Regions from separate parts of the Homo sapiens genome. Here region 2 is linked to region 1. A link is a contact called in ENCODE Hi-C data. All regions are on one chromosome and are shown on one strand. The core of a region is the stretch at or near the end of the contact, and the rest is flanking DNA. Distances in the headings are between cores, read along the strand shown. Region 1 overlaps LOC101928911 (a long non-coding RNA gene). Region 2 overlaps GABRR2 (gamma-aminobutyric acid type A receptor subunit rho2).

Region 1 (6,472 bases), core at 3,822-6,321:
TTCTTGCATCATCCGTCATGCAATGGCCTAGATGCCCATCTTGTGTCAAATGGTTTTCTGCTGCTCACTGCACACCACTCATCTCAGTGCTGTTGAACTAACTGAAGCAACCTTTGCTTCCCATTAGGTAATTGGTAGGCACCACAGCATGCTCCTGAAACAGGAGAGTTACCTAACTTCCCTAACAAGGTGTGTCTCATCTGTTCGGCTGCCATGTGCTCAAACCCTTTATGGGAGGGGGAGCACGTAGATGGGCAGGTGCAGGAGCCAGGGCGAGTGCTTTTGGGCTCTGGCCCCATGGTAGTGTCTAGGGGTGGGTGCCTGTGACTCCCAAAGCCCCAGTGGGTGTGTTACAGTACTCTTTTAGCTCTGCCATCCACAGATGGCTAAAGTGTTAACCAACTCAGTGCCCGCTCAGTACCCGAGTTTTTGTCTGGTGTCCAGGAAGAATCAGGTCACAGTGACAAATTGAAGGATGGTAAATGCGGGGGGTTTTATCGCTGGATGGAGGTGGCCCTCAGTGGGATGGATGTGAAGCTGGAAAGGGGATGGGGTGGGAAGATGATCTTCCCCTGGAGTTTGGCCACCCCATGGCCTATCTCCTCTCTGACCATCCCCAGCCAAACTCCTCTTGATGTTCAGACGCTCCTTCTCTTCTCTCCTTCTCTGCCATACCACGCTGCCACTCTCTGTTCTCCTGCTTGTAGAGCATGAGGTTTGGGGTTTATATGGGTACAAGATAGAGGGGGCATCGTGGGCCAAAAGGCAACATTGGGGCACAAAAACAGGAATGCCTGTTCCCATTTAAGGCTGTGGGTTTCCAGGCTTGAGGGTGGGGCCTTTGCTGGGTAACTGCCCTCTTCTACCCAGTATCTCCCTACCTCCTTCCATGTCACTCCCAGCTGTCTCTGCCTGTCTTAGGCAGGAGCAGGACAAGCTGACCTCTCCAACAGGTACTTAACAGCAGAGTGTGGGGAGCCCTGGCTGGGGACCTGATGGTGCAGTTCTAACTCTCACACCAGGCATAGCTCATCCCACCCCTTCCCACAGAGGGCATAGCACATGCTGTGTCTTTGGTTCTCTTTGTCTCAGATGGTGAGGTGGGACACTTTTCAGTGAATTCCAGGTAAGCTCGTGGTGCTTCATATAAAACAATTGCCTTGGCAGAAGGCCTCTGTGTCTCCTTCACTGATAGCTCTCAGCTGTAGGCCTCTTGGTCCTGGGGTTTTCTTAAGCAAACTGCCTTACCCCTGAGCATATGTGAAAATGGTCCTGGTGTAACCGCCCAACAGTTTCTCCTTGCCCACTGCCCAGACAGAGCCGTTTTCTTTAGACAGGTGAATTGCAATAGAAAGAGTTTAATTCATGCAGAACTGGCTGTATGGGAGGCTGGAGTTTTATTATTATTCAAATCAGTCTCCCCTAAAACTTGGGGGTTGAGGTTTTTAAGGATAATTTGGTGGGAAGGGGGTCTGAAAGTGGGGAGTGCTGATTGGTCAGGTGGGAAATGAAATCATAGGGAGTCGAAGCTGTCCTCCAGTGCTGAGTCAGTTGCTGGGTGGGGGCCACAAGGCCAGATGAGCCAGTTTATTGATCTGGGTGGTGGCAGCTGATCCATCAAGTACAGAGTCTGCAAAATATCTCAAGCACTGATCTTAGGTTTTACAATAGTAATGTTATCCCCAGGAGCAATTTGGGGTGGTTCATAATCTTGCAGCCTTCAGCTGCTTGACTCCTAAAGTATAATTTCTAATCTTGTGGCTAATTTGTTAGTCCTGCAAAGGCAGTCTAGTCCCCTGGCTAGAAGGGGGTTTATTTCAGAAAGGGCTGTTATCTTTGTTTCAAAGATACGGCTGGGTGCAGTGGCTCACGTCTATAATCCCAGCACTTTGGGAAGCCGAGGTGGGTGGATCACGAGGTCAGGAGTTCAAGATCAGCCTGGCCAACATGGTGAAACGCTATCTCTACTAAAAATACAAAAATTAGCTGGGCGTGGTGGTGTGTGCCTGTAATCCCAGCTACTTGGGAGGCTAGGAATAAACAAGGACAGTTTGGAGGTTAAAAGCAAGATGGAGTCGGTTAGGTTAGATCTCTTTCACTGTCATAATTGTCTCAGGTATAATTTTTGCAAAGGTGGTTTCAGTTGGGCCTCTGATCCTGATCTCTTTCTCCTTGGTCTCTTCAGGCATCATCCTCTTTTACAATTGTTGGAAATCACAGCTTATAGCCTACCTTGGAGTTAAAAATATGTTTAATTTGATTAAATTTCAAGGTTTTCTTGCAAAAGGGAAGTGTTACATGTTACAGAAAAGAAAACATTTCATAAGAATTTTATTGAGCAAGTACCATGTACTGTGTACCATGAAAGGGACTTTGAGAAACAGGAAGGGACATACATTATGGTCTCTGCTTAGCAAGAACTGCTAATCATCCAGGAAACAAAAAATAGTACAGTGAGTAACAAGGCATTAATTCTAGGATATAAACCAGAAATTAGCTGAATTGAGGGGAGATACCTTTGTTAAGTATCCTTCCTGAAACTCTTCTTTGACAGCTTTCATTTGATAAAATCCAAAACTAAGACTGCATTTTGCTTAACCTTTCCAAGTTGGGTTATTTGATTTAAAAAAAAAAAGAAAGGAGAAAATTTTAAACTGTTGTTATCACTTTATCCTTTAACTTTAAAAAGAGTGCCCATTTTTTTTCAAATCTGAGAAATTGTACCCACATTTAATTTGCACTTAAAATCTTTTTTAGGATTAGAAATATTTATGTAATTCTTGCTCATTGTAAAAATGTTAACAACATTAACACATTTACAGTGAAGGCAAGTTTTTCTTCTGTGTACCTCAGACCTCCTTGAAGGCAACCACTGTTATCAGTGACTCCTCCACTTCCAGAGGTATTCTGTGAGCCTACATGCTGGGCATTTCATTATTTTTCTTCCAACTTCTTCCTCTCCATTTGTTAGACCAGTAGTGCTCAAGTGCTATTGTACAAACACTAGGGGAATTGCTTAGAAATGCAGATTTCCTAGTCCTTTTCCCAGAAATTCTGATTTTGTGGGCCTGGGTGAGTTCAAGGAGTCTGTATGAGTAACTGACCAGGTGATTCTGAAGCACACACCCTACTTGGAGATACTGTTTTAGAAAATAATTAGGGTCTCACTGCCCTGGGGATGAATCTGGTTGAGGTGTAGGAATCTCTCATAATGCCATGTCTATTTTTCGAGTCTTTGACCTTTACCGGGGCCACCTTCCCTTTGGTTTCCATGGTGACGCACGGAGGTCTTCCACATGTAATTAGTCTAAGGATCTTGATTCGTTCCATCGCCTCTCACTGACCGTTCGAGTGCTGCGCTGCAGTGTTATTAGCAAGGCTGAGAAAACTCAATTTGTTTTCTTTCTTCCTCCACTTATGTGATTATAGTTAACATCAGTTTTCTTATATCTCTGAGGAATAAGTAACGGTCGCGAAACTGCAGACTTTTGAGAGATGACAGTAACTTAGACATTGTTTCAGCCAGTCTTTAGATGGGAAAACTGAGTCCCAGAGAAATTAAGAAACTTGTCCAAGATAACAAAATAAATTAATGGCAGAGCTGACTAGAAACTTGGTTTACTAACTCTACATCTGGTGCTTTTTTTCTCATTTTGGTGGCAGCTAAAATCTCAGAGTCTCTGAAAATTATTCAAACAGTTCCTGTTCCCCAGTCCACCTGCCCCCTTGAAATACATCCTCGGTTCCCTGTTTCCCTAGACCTTTCCTGGGCCACACCAGCCCTGGTTGGTTGTCTTGCTCAGTGCAGTGACAGGGTGAATTATTTCTGCATTCTTGAATGTAGCAAAACTTATCTACTTGAACCTCAGGTCACCAAATATAAAGCAATTTTGAACTGAAGGGGTTGTGGATACTTTAAGTCTCTGTGGGAATACAGGAGCTCACAATTCTTATTCTCAGCTTCCTCAAACAAAGGCTCAAGGAACAGTCCTCATTACTTTTCAGAGGTTGGGGGAGGGTTAAGGTCAGGAAGAGGTTGCTGAGTTTACAGTCTCATCCTGTCTCCCTCCTCCTATTGACAAGTCATCAGGATGGTTTATAGATTACTGCCTTACTTTAAGGCCTGTTTGTTGATGTTTGCAGACATTTATCCAATCTCAAGAAACTCAAGGGACCTGATTTCAACTTCAAATTATATATTATCCATATTTGGGATGGAATGGGCAATTTTAATAGAGAAACCCTATCAATCAGGCCAGGGAATAAATAGGAGGGCTTTGATTTATATACTGTGTTGAAATCATCTATATTGATTTAAAATTTTTAAAGTTCCTATGAATGTAATATTTTAACCTGAATATGATTCTTAACAATCCCCTCTCCTCAAATTGTATTCTTCTATTTTTTTTAACCTTTGGTGAAATATTAACTTACTGTACCATGCATTGATAATGTCCCCAGAGGTTAGCCAGGAGAAATATCAGCGTGTCCTTGGAGAGCTTGTCTATCCTGATGAGAACAAAAATTCTAGGACAAAAAGGCTCAATTCCTGAAATAATTACAGTAACTTCAGAAAGGAAATTAAGTATCTATTGAAAGATACACTTAGTAGAATAGTGACTTTTCCTACACATTTAAAATTTAGATACTATATTCAGGAAAAGGGAATTTACCAGGGTTTTTGGATGCAAATGATGAGAAATTAGTTAGTATCTGCAAGCCTGTAAGTACAATATAGTTTTGTACTTATGTAATTAGAGCTGTTTGTGAATCACTCTAATGTCACGTCTGATAGCTATAGTCCTTCAAAGGGGTATTTACATTAAGCCTGATGATAGGTACAGGCATGGAGACAATGAAATTCATTTTATCTATTGTAACATGCAGCCAGTAAATTAGCTTCCCTTTAACTTATGCTACGAAATGATGCTATTTAGTTTATGTGCATTATTCTTGGACTTCTGCATTCCTGGGAAAAGGTTGTCAAAGGTTGTATTAGCTGTGCAGTGAGGCAGCACAGCATGTCCAGGCACATACTCAGGTTAAAACCCTGCTGTACACATCTGCTGTCATTACCCTTTGCATCTTTGCTGATAATTTTTAAGAACCAAAACTGTATGTTGCTATTTTTAGTCCACTTACTTTCTGTTGAGGGTGATGGTCATTATTCTGACATTTCGTGACATATATGTCCACCCCCTGCTCCCCTGCATCAAAATAGATATGTTTTCATACCTACCACACAATCCAGCTGGGCTCAATTTGCATTTAGTTCTCTGGGGAGAGTTAATAATTTTATTTTCAAAAGGTCACTTGCTGACACACAACCTATAAAATAGTTAGCTACCCAAGATTCTTTTCACTCATTCCTCAAATACTTGGTTTAGTTTGGTCTTTTTAATTCACTACTGAAAATCCATTGCCTCTAGGAATTTCAATATTGCATTACAGCATAACAAACTATCCAATATCACTAATGGCCTATTTAGGAATGAAATGCTTTTTTTTTTTCTGGTTTTAAGCAATTTCTAATTTTGAAGGGGATCAGGCACCATCTACAAGGATAGAGTTAATAGCTCCCTGAAGGGACACATCACTAGCCAGGTCATAAAAATCATGCATGCTTTGCTCTTTCAGCCATAAGGCAAGAGGAAAACAAATACGCCTATTTTCCCTCTGCATTACCTTTGTGGTCTGAGGATGTTTGAAAAATTACAGCCATTATATTATTATTATTATTGTTATTTTTTACAATGTTTCTGAAATATGCATTTTTATTCATGTTTATCTATTTATATCTGGTATTTATCTATTTATGTCCTTTCCTCAAGAATTTACTCTCTAAGATGTCTTCTTTCAAAATCATATCCAAAACAGAACGCAAGTGCTGGGATGAATATAATATATACCATTTGAGAATTTGCCAGGCGTAACTATTAACTGGAAGATTCAAGCAAAGAACTAGTTAGTAAGGGAAGAAATTACTCAACATATTTGTTTTGGCTGCTCACATCAATCAGATTTGTGAGATAATAGCTTTAATTCCTTGTGATGAAACACACCAATCCTTTTCTGTATTACAAATGTACCCCAGTTTGACTAAGACAAAAATCAATCTAAATGCAGTGCATTTGCTTTGTCATTGTAAATGGTGCTTGGGTAATGAGCCCCTCAGGGATGGACGGGAGAGAACAGAGCAGTAGAGGAGGAAACAGGAGTGGGTGGGCTAAGGGCAAGGTTTATGATCCAACCTAGAAATCAGGAGGGAAGACATTGGGAAAACATTTCAGTATTCGAAGAGAGGGCCAGACAGTGAGGTGAAGAAGACCCAACAGAACTGGACTTAAGGTGGGGAGGGGGAAAGATGTCATAAAGGTGTTTAGGATGCTCCCCCTATGGGGCTGCAGGCACAGGGAGAGGTGTGTATCGTTAAGTGGCTGCAGGGAAGCACCTTGGATTCAAATCCAAGGTC
Region 2 (6,361 bases), core at 3,417-5,916, 1.4 Mb after region 1:
AAGTAGCTGGGACTACAGGCGTGTGTCACCACACCAGGCTAAATTTTTGTATGTTTAATAGAGATGGGTTTTCACCATGTTGACCAGGTTGGTCTCAAACTCCTAGCCTCAAGTAATCCACCCACCTTGACCTCCCAAAGAGCTGGGATTACAGGCATGAGCCACCACACCCAGCCTCTATCAACTACTTTTAAACACCATTCCACAGGAAGTCCCTCTTGGAGAAATAAGATGGGAATGAGGACATAGTCCACAACAATATTGAGGATATTGAGGGACATCTTTGCTCAAATGACCTGCTTAGTATGGTGGGCGCTACTGGAAGGGGGTGTTAGGCTGAGCCGGCACTTTGGGTGGGTTGGGCCCAGGCTCTACTTTTTTTTTTTTATACTTTAAGTTCTAGGGTACATGTGTACAACGTGCAGGTTTGTTACATATGTATACATGTGCCATGTTGGTGTGCTGCACCCATTAGCTCGTCATTTACATTAGGTATATCTCCTAATGCTATCCCTCCCCCCTCCCCCCACCCCACAACAGGCCCTGGTGTGTGATGTTCCCCTACCTGTGTCCAAGTGTTCTCATTGTTCAATTCCCACCTATGAGTGAGAACATGTGGTGTTTGGTTTTTTGTCCTTGCGATAGTTTGCTGAGAATGATGGTTTCCAGCTTCATCCATGTCCCTAAAAAGGACATGAACTCATCCTTTTTTATGGCTGCATTGTATTCCATGGTGTATATGTGCCACATTTTCTTAATCCAGTCTATCATTGATGGACATTTGGGTTGGTTCCAAGTCTTTGCTATTGTGAATAGCGCTGCAGTAAACATACATGTGCATGTGTCTTTATAGCAGCATGATTTATAATTCTTTGGGTATATACCCAGTAATGGGATGGCTGGGTCAAATGGTATTTCTAGTTCTAGATCCTTGAGGAATCGCCACACTATCTTCCACAATGGTTGAACTAGTCTACAGTCCCACCAACAGTGTAAAAGTGTTCCTATTTCTCCACATCCTCTCCAGCACCTGTTGTTTCCTGACTTTTTAATGATGGCCATTCTAACTGGTGTGAGATGGTCTCTCATTGTGGTTTTGATTTGCATTTCTCTGATGGCCAGTGATGATGAGCATTTTTTCATGTGTCTGTTGGCTGCATTAATGTCTTTTGAGAAGTATCTGTTCTTATCCTTTGCCCACTTTTTGATGGGATTTTTTTTTAATTTGTTTGAGTTCATTGTAGATTCTGGATATTAGCCCTGTGTCAGATGAGTAGATTGCAAAACTTTTCTTCCATTCTGTAGGTTGCCTGTTCACTCTGATGGTAGTTTCTTTCGCTGTGCAGAAGCTCTTTAGTTTAATTAGATCCCATTTGTCAATTTTGGCTTTTGTTGCCATTGCTTTTGGTGTTTTAGACATGAAGTCCTTGCCCATGCCTATGTCCTGAATGGTATTGCCTAGGTTTTCTTCTAGGGTTTTTATGGTTTTAGGTCTAACATTTAAGTCTTTAATCCATCTTGAATTAATTTTTGTATAAGGTGTAAGGAAGGGATCCAGTTTCAGCTTTCTACATATGGCTAGCCAGTTTTCCCAGCACCATTTATTAAATAGGGAATCGTTTCCCCATTTCTTGTTTTTGTCAGGTTTGTCAAAGATCAGATGGTTGTAGATGTGTGGTATTATTTCTGTGGGTTCTGTTCCATTGGTCTATGTCTCTGTTTTGGTACCAGTACCATGCTGTTTTGGTTACTTTGGGGGCCCAGGCTCTACTTCTAACTAGAAGCCTGTCAGGGGCTGCTTCCAGGGAATGAGACACCTTCTATATCACCTGCACAGAGTCACCTTTGTGCTGTCTGTGCAGCCTCCTTTCTCACAGAGACCTGCCCATGAGGTGCTGAGTGAAATGGGGACACCCAGGAGCACCTGCAGGGAAGGTTTCTTGGCTCTAAGCCATCTTCAAATGCTCCCATAGGGTTCAGGTTATAAAGATCATTGACAGCACAAGCAGTGGGAATCCCCGTCCTGCGATCATCCCATCTTGCCTGGCTGGCCAGAACTCTGGGTGTCTTATTTATGGACTCATGGAGGCAGGGAGCCCTGGTACCTCACTATGTGCTCTCCTCCCCCCGTTTCATCCAAGTGACATCTGGGCATCCAGGAAAGCCCTGCAGGAGATTACAGGTGCCCAGAGGACCAACTGCCATGGGGAGGAGGCTTGGAAGGAAGGAGGAGTGGCCCCCACCTATACTGTGGTGGCTGAGATCTTGACTTCTATGGAAGGTGATGCCTCTTTCCTTAGCAGCTTCCCCAAAGTCAGAGCCCTCCCCAGGGTCAGAAGCTTACCCAGGCAGGGGCAGGGAGCAGTCCTGACCCTCTACGCTCTGGAGGGCCCCACAGAAGGGCCCAGCAGATGCAGTGGTCACACCACAAGGAGTCCACTTTCCTCCTGGAACTGGCTTGAGGAAGGAGCAGCGTGATGGGGACTGTGGCGTGTTGCAGCATTCTGCTCAGAGTCAGGGTTTCTGGGAACATGGCAGGATTTCATCTGCCGTTCCAAGAGCTAGCTCCTGGTGGGAGCATTTTCATAAGGCTTTCGCTTTTGCAGCTGATGTCACAAAAGAAACCTAAGTTCTGCCTCTGGCTGTTCGGTGGCCATCACCTAACTCCTTGGACCCCAGGCTCTTCTTCTACATACTGAAGGTACTGACCAGGTGATGGCCCAGGCTCCTGATAGCATCACTAGCCTTGGGTAAAAAGGTACAACACATTGTTCGGAATAGCACCCACACTCGGTGCACACCCACAAAAGACCACACTGAGGCACGGCCACGTTATGACTTTTGAGGACCCTGGGCACTTTTGCTTCATGGGCCTCTTCCTCTATAAAAAAATATCAAAAAGCATATTTTATGATTGTGTTGGTTTAATGATGAACATATTAATAGTATATATTAAAACAACTTCTGCTTAAAAGTTTGTTTTTCTTATTTTAAGATAAAGCAAAAACATTTTGTTGTGGGCCCCAGGCAGTGTGCCTATGCCGCCTAATGAATATGTCAGCTCTGCGCCAAGACATGCAAGTAGGAGACAAGAAAGGGACCCAGCTAGGAGGGGGGTCCAACCTCAGCTGACCTGGGACATTTACTTCACCTCTCTGTGCCTCAGTTTCCTCATCTGGGGACAATAATAGTATCTACTTTGTAGAACTGATGAGAGGATTAAAATAAGATTACATATATATATGTACCTTGATTAGAATGGTGCCTGGCATAAAAAAAAATCCCTATGAAAGTGGTAGTTGTGGCTGGGCACAGTGGCACACGCCTGTAATCCCAGCACTTTGGGAGGCTGAGGTGGGTGGATCACTTGAGGTCAGGAGTTCAAGACCAGCCTGGCCAACATGGTGAAACCCTGTCTCTACTAAAAATACAAAAGAATTAGGCATGGTGGTGCATGCCTGCAATCCCAGCTATTCAGGAGGCTGAGGGAGGAGAATCGCTTGAACCTGAGAGGCAGAGGTTGCAGTGAGCTGAGATTGCGCCTCTGCACTCCAGCCTAGGTGACAAAGTGAAACTCCGTCTCGAAAAAAAAAGTGGTAGTTGTCATGCATGTTATTGTTGGTTATTGTGTTTCCTAGCCACTGTACGCCTCTATGCTCTTAACTGTTGCTGTGCAAGAAAAGTGGAGCTTCTTGCTTTTGGGGACGCCTTGCTTAGACTTCCTGGAGCAGATGTAGCTATTTTAAAGCTGCTTATTAGTATAACTTTATTTTCGTAAAATTCCTTGGCAGGCTTGCCCATGACGAATCCCCGAGGAAACCCAAGAGCTACCAGAAATATGGTGGCCTCTTCTTGACCTTCCGTGGGCGTCAATCAGGTTGCGGTTGGAAGGGAGATGAGTCACAGGCCTGTAATCTGCCACCTGCTTTTCTCCTTCTGCTTAGCAGGTGTCAGAGCTCAGGGAATTTAGTGGGAGGCTTTGAGGCCTTTTAAAATGCATAGGCTTCTGGGATAAATTAATTTCTTAATCCCTTAACAGTCACACAAGAGGAAGGTCTGGCAGCTGGGTTTTTCAGAGGGGACAGGAACAAATGTCTGTCAGGGGTTTTACATACATTATCTTGTTTAATCTGGACAACAACCCCATATGTGGGGATTACTCTCCCCATTTTATAAACAAACAAATGGAGGCTCAAAGGATTGGTGACCTGCCTGGAGGTCACAGCTACTCCTTTTTACTGCCCCAGAATGATAGGACCTACTAGAGGATCAAGGGCAGAGAAAAAGGAAAAAGGGAAGCCAGCCCGCCTGGGTCTGTCTTGGCCAAGGTTCATCAACTGAAATTCTTGGTGCCTCAGTTTCCCCAAGAGGAGAGGAAAGTTGGCCCAGGGATCTCATACATTCTGCTATTCTTACCCCACTCTCTGCCTAGTCAGAGCAGATGACTGATTCCTTTCCCAGCTGCTATGGCCTGAATGTTTATGTCCCTGACAAATGTGTATGTTGCAATCCTAACCCGCAATGGGATGGTACTAGGAAGTGGGCCTTTGGAAGGTGATGAGATCCTGAGGGTGGAGCCCTCACCAGTGGGATTAGTGCTCTTAGAAAAGAGGCCCTAGAGAGCTGCCTTGCCCCACCCACTATGTGAGGTTACAGTGAGAAGGCACCGTCTATGAACAGAAAGTGGGCCCTCAGCACACATGGAAACTGTTGGCACCTTGATCTTACTTCCGGCCCCTGGAAACATGAGAAATACGTTTCCATTGTCTATAAACTGCCCAATCTATGGTGTTTTGTGTGAAAGCCAGAACTGACTAAGACACTGTCCACCTTCTCCATAGCATTTCTCTAGTTCCTGGGAAGGACACCCACTGGCCATGCCTCCCCTCCCTGACCCCAAGACTAACAGAGCACCTTTGGGGGCAGGTGTGCAAGAAATCTTTGTAATGAGTTAAGCTCTTGTTGCTGCACTGGAAAACAGGTGACTCCATCAAAACAGCAAACTCCCAGGTAGTCATGGCAACAAAGTTGCAATGCCTTGTTCAGAATTCCACTCACACCCAGACACACACACATGCCAAAATAGTGCAGAGGGAGGGCCACACTAGGACTTTTGAGGATCCTGGGCACCTCTGCCTTCATGGGCCTCTTCCTCTATAAAAATGACAGAGGAGCTATTTTGTGTCCTGATTCTCCTTGCCTGCTCTTATATTTGTAGGACAAAAAAGTTGGCAGCTGCAGGGCCTGTCTCCTTTGTGAATGTAAATGGCTTAGTCACTGGTGGGCCCTCTTTAGTCAACGGCCCTCTCCACTACTTCCTGCTCTTTTCTCCTTGGGAAAATTAGGGACTCAGGAAATGGAGTCAGATTTATGTGAGTGGGAAAATTGCACCATCTGAGGAAGCGCTGTGCCAGAGGGAGCCAGAGAGGGCAGCACATCACATCCCTGGGGCCAACCTCCCACCTGGCATCAAGGAAGAACAGTCCTACCTCCGAAGGCGGGTCTCATGCTGAAGTCGTGCTCGTCCACTCTGAGAAGCTGCTGAGGCTTTCCCTTCCGGATCTTGGTCACATCAAGGTTCTTCTTATATAAGTGACTGTGAAGACAAGCAAGAAACTATTTTCCATCGGCTCTTCAATGCATTGAGTGAGATGATTTGGGCTATTACTCCCTGCAAGATCTACCTGTTAGGTACCTTTTCTCCATTCTACTTCTTGGCCCAGGGGAGAAGGAGGGCTGAAGGACCCTCCACACACACGCCAGATCCTCACAGGTAGACTGACCTGAGGACCAGGTTCTTCTGGAGCCTTCTGAAAGTGGATGCCCTCCTGGGCAGGACAACATTCTACCTTGGTAAAGGCTATAATTGGATGAAAATGGTTGGATTGGCTGCTAGCTAGACTAATAAAGAAGAAAAGGGAGAAGATCAAAATAAACACAATTAGAAATGAGAAAGGGGGCTAGGTGCAGTGGCTCACACCTGTAATCCCAGCACTTTGGGAAGCTGAGGTGGGCAGATTGCTTGAGGTCATGAGTTTGAGACCAGCCTAGCCAACATGGTGAAACCCCATTTCTACTAAAAATACAAAAATTAGCTGGGCATGGTGGCACACACCTGTAGTCCCAGCTACTCAGGAGGCTAGGGCACAAGAATCACTTGAACCAAGGAGACGCAGGTTGCAGTGAGTGGAGATTGCGCCACCCGGGTGATAGAGTGAGACTCTGTCGCAAAAAAAAACAAAAAGAAATGACAAAGGGGATGTTACCACTGACCCCACAGAAATACAAATAACCATCAGAGACTACCATGAACAACTCTGTGTACACAAACTAGAAAACCTAGAAGAGATGGATAAATTCC

Evidence for each region. A loop is a pair of places that touch in the nucleus more often than their neighbours do. Pooled maps may share reads with other maps.
Region 2: a loop to region 1 is called in a map with no recorded cell type, with 8 times the contacts of the local background. The contact joins two enhancer-like sites. A Hi-C loop is called at or near these places in 2 of 37 single-sample maps with no recorded cell type and 5 of 50 pooled maps.

The regions. Positions count from the first base shown.
Region 1 is chr6:87,900,225-87,906,696 of GRCh38, forward strand. The region is part of intron 2 of LOC101928911 (a long non-coding RNA gene); the gene reads left to right. Among named protein-coding and RNA genes, the nearest start is that of SPACA1, 140 kb to the right of the region's middle. RefSeq lists an enhancer at 4,980-5,229. Within about 2 kb of position 5,072, at least 2 of the 41 ENCODE cell types and tissues checked have a DNase peak (open chromatin) inside an H3K27ac peak, as active enhancers do.
Region 2 is chr6:89,294,270-89,300,630 of GRCh38, forward strand. It overlaps GABRR2 (gamma-aminobutyric acid type A receptor subunit rho2), which reads right to left. Exons shown (of 9, transcript NM_002043.5): 2 at 5,490-5,596. Among named protein-coding and RNA genes, the nearest start is that of GABRR2, 18 kb to the right of the region's middle. RefSeq lists enhancers at 3,060-4,259, 3,645-3,954, 4,381-4,450. Within about 2 kb of position 4,667, at least 17 of the 41 ENCODE cell types and tissues checked have a DNase peak (open chromatin) inside an H3K27ac peak, as active enhancers do.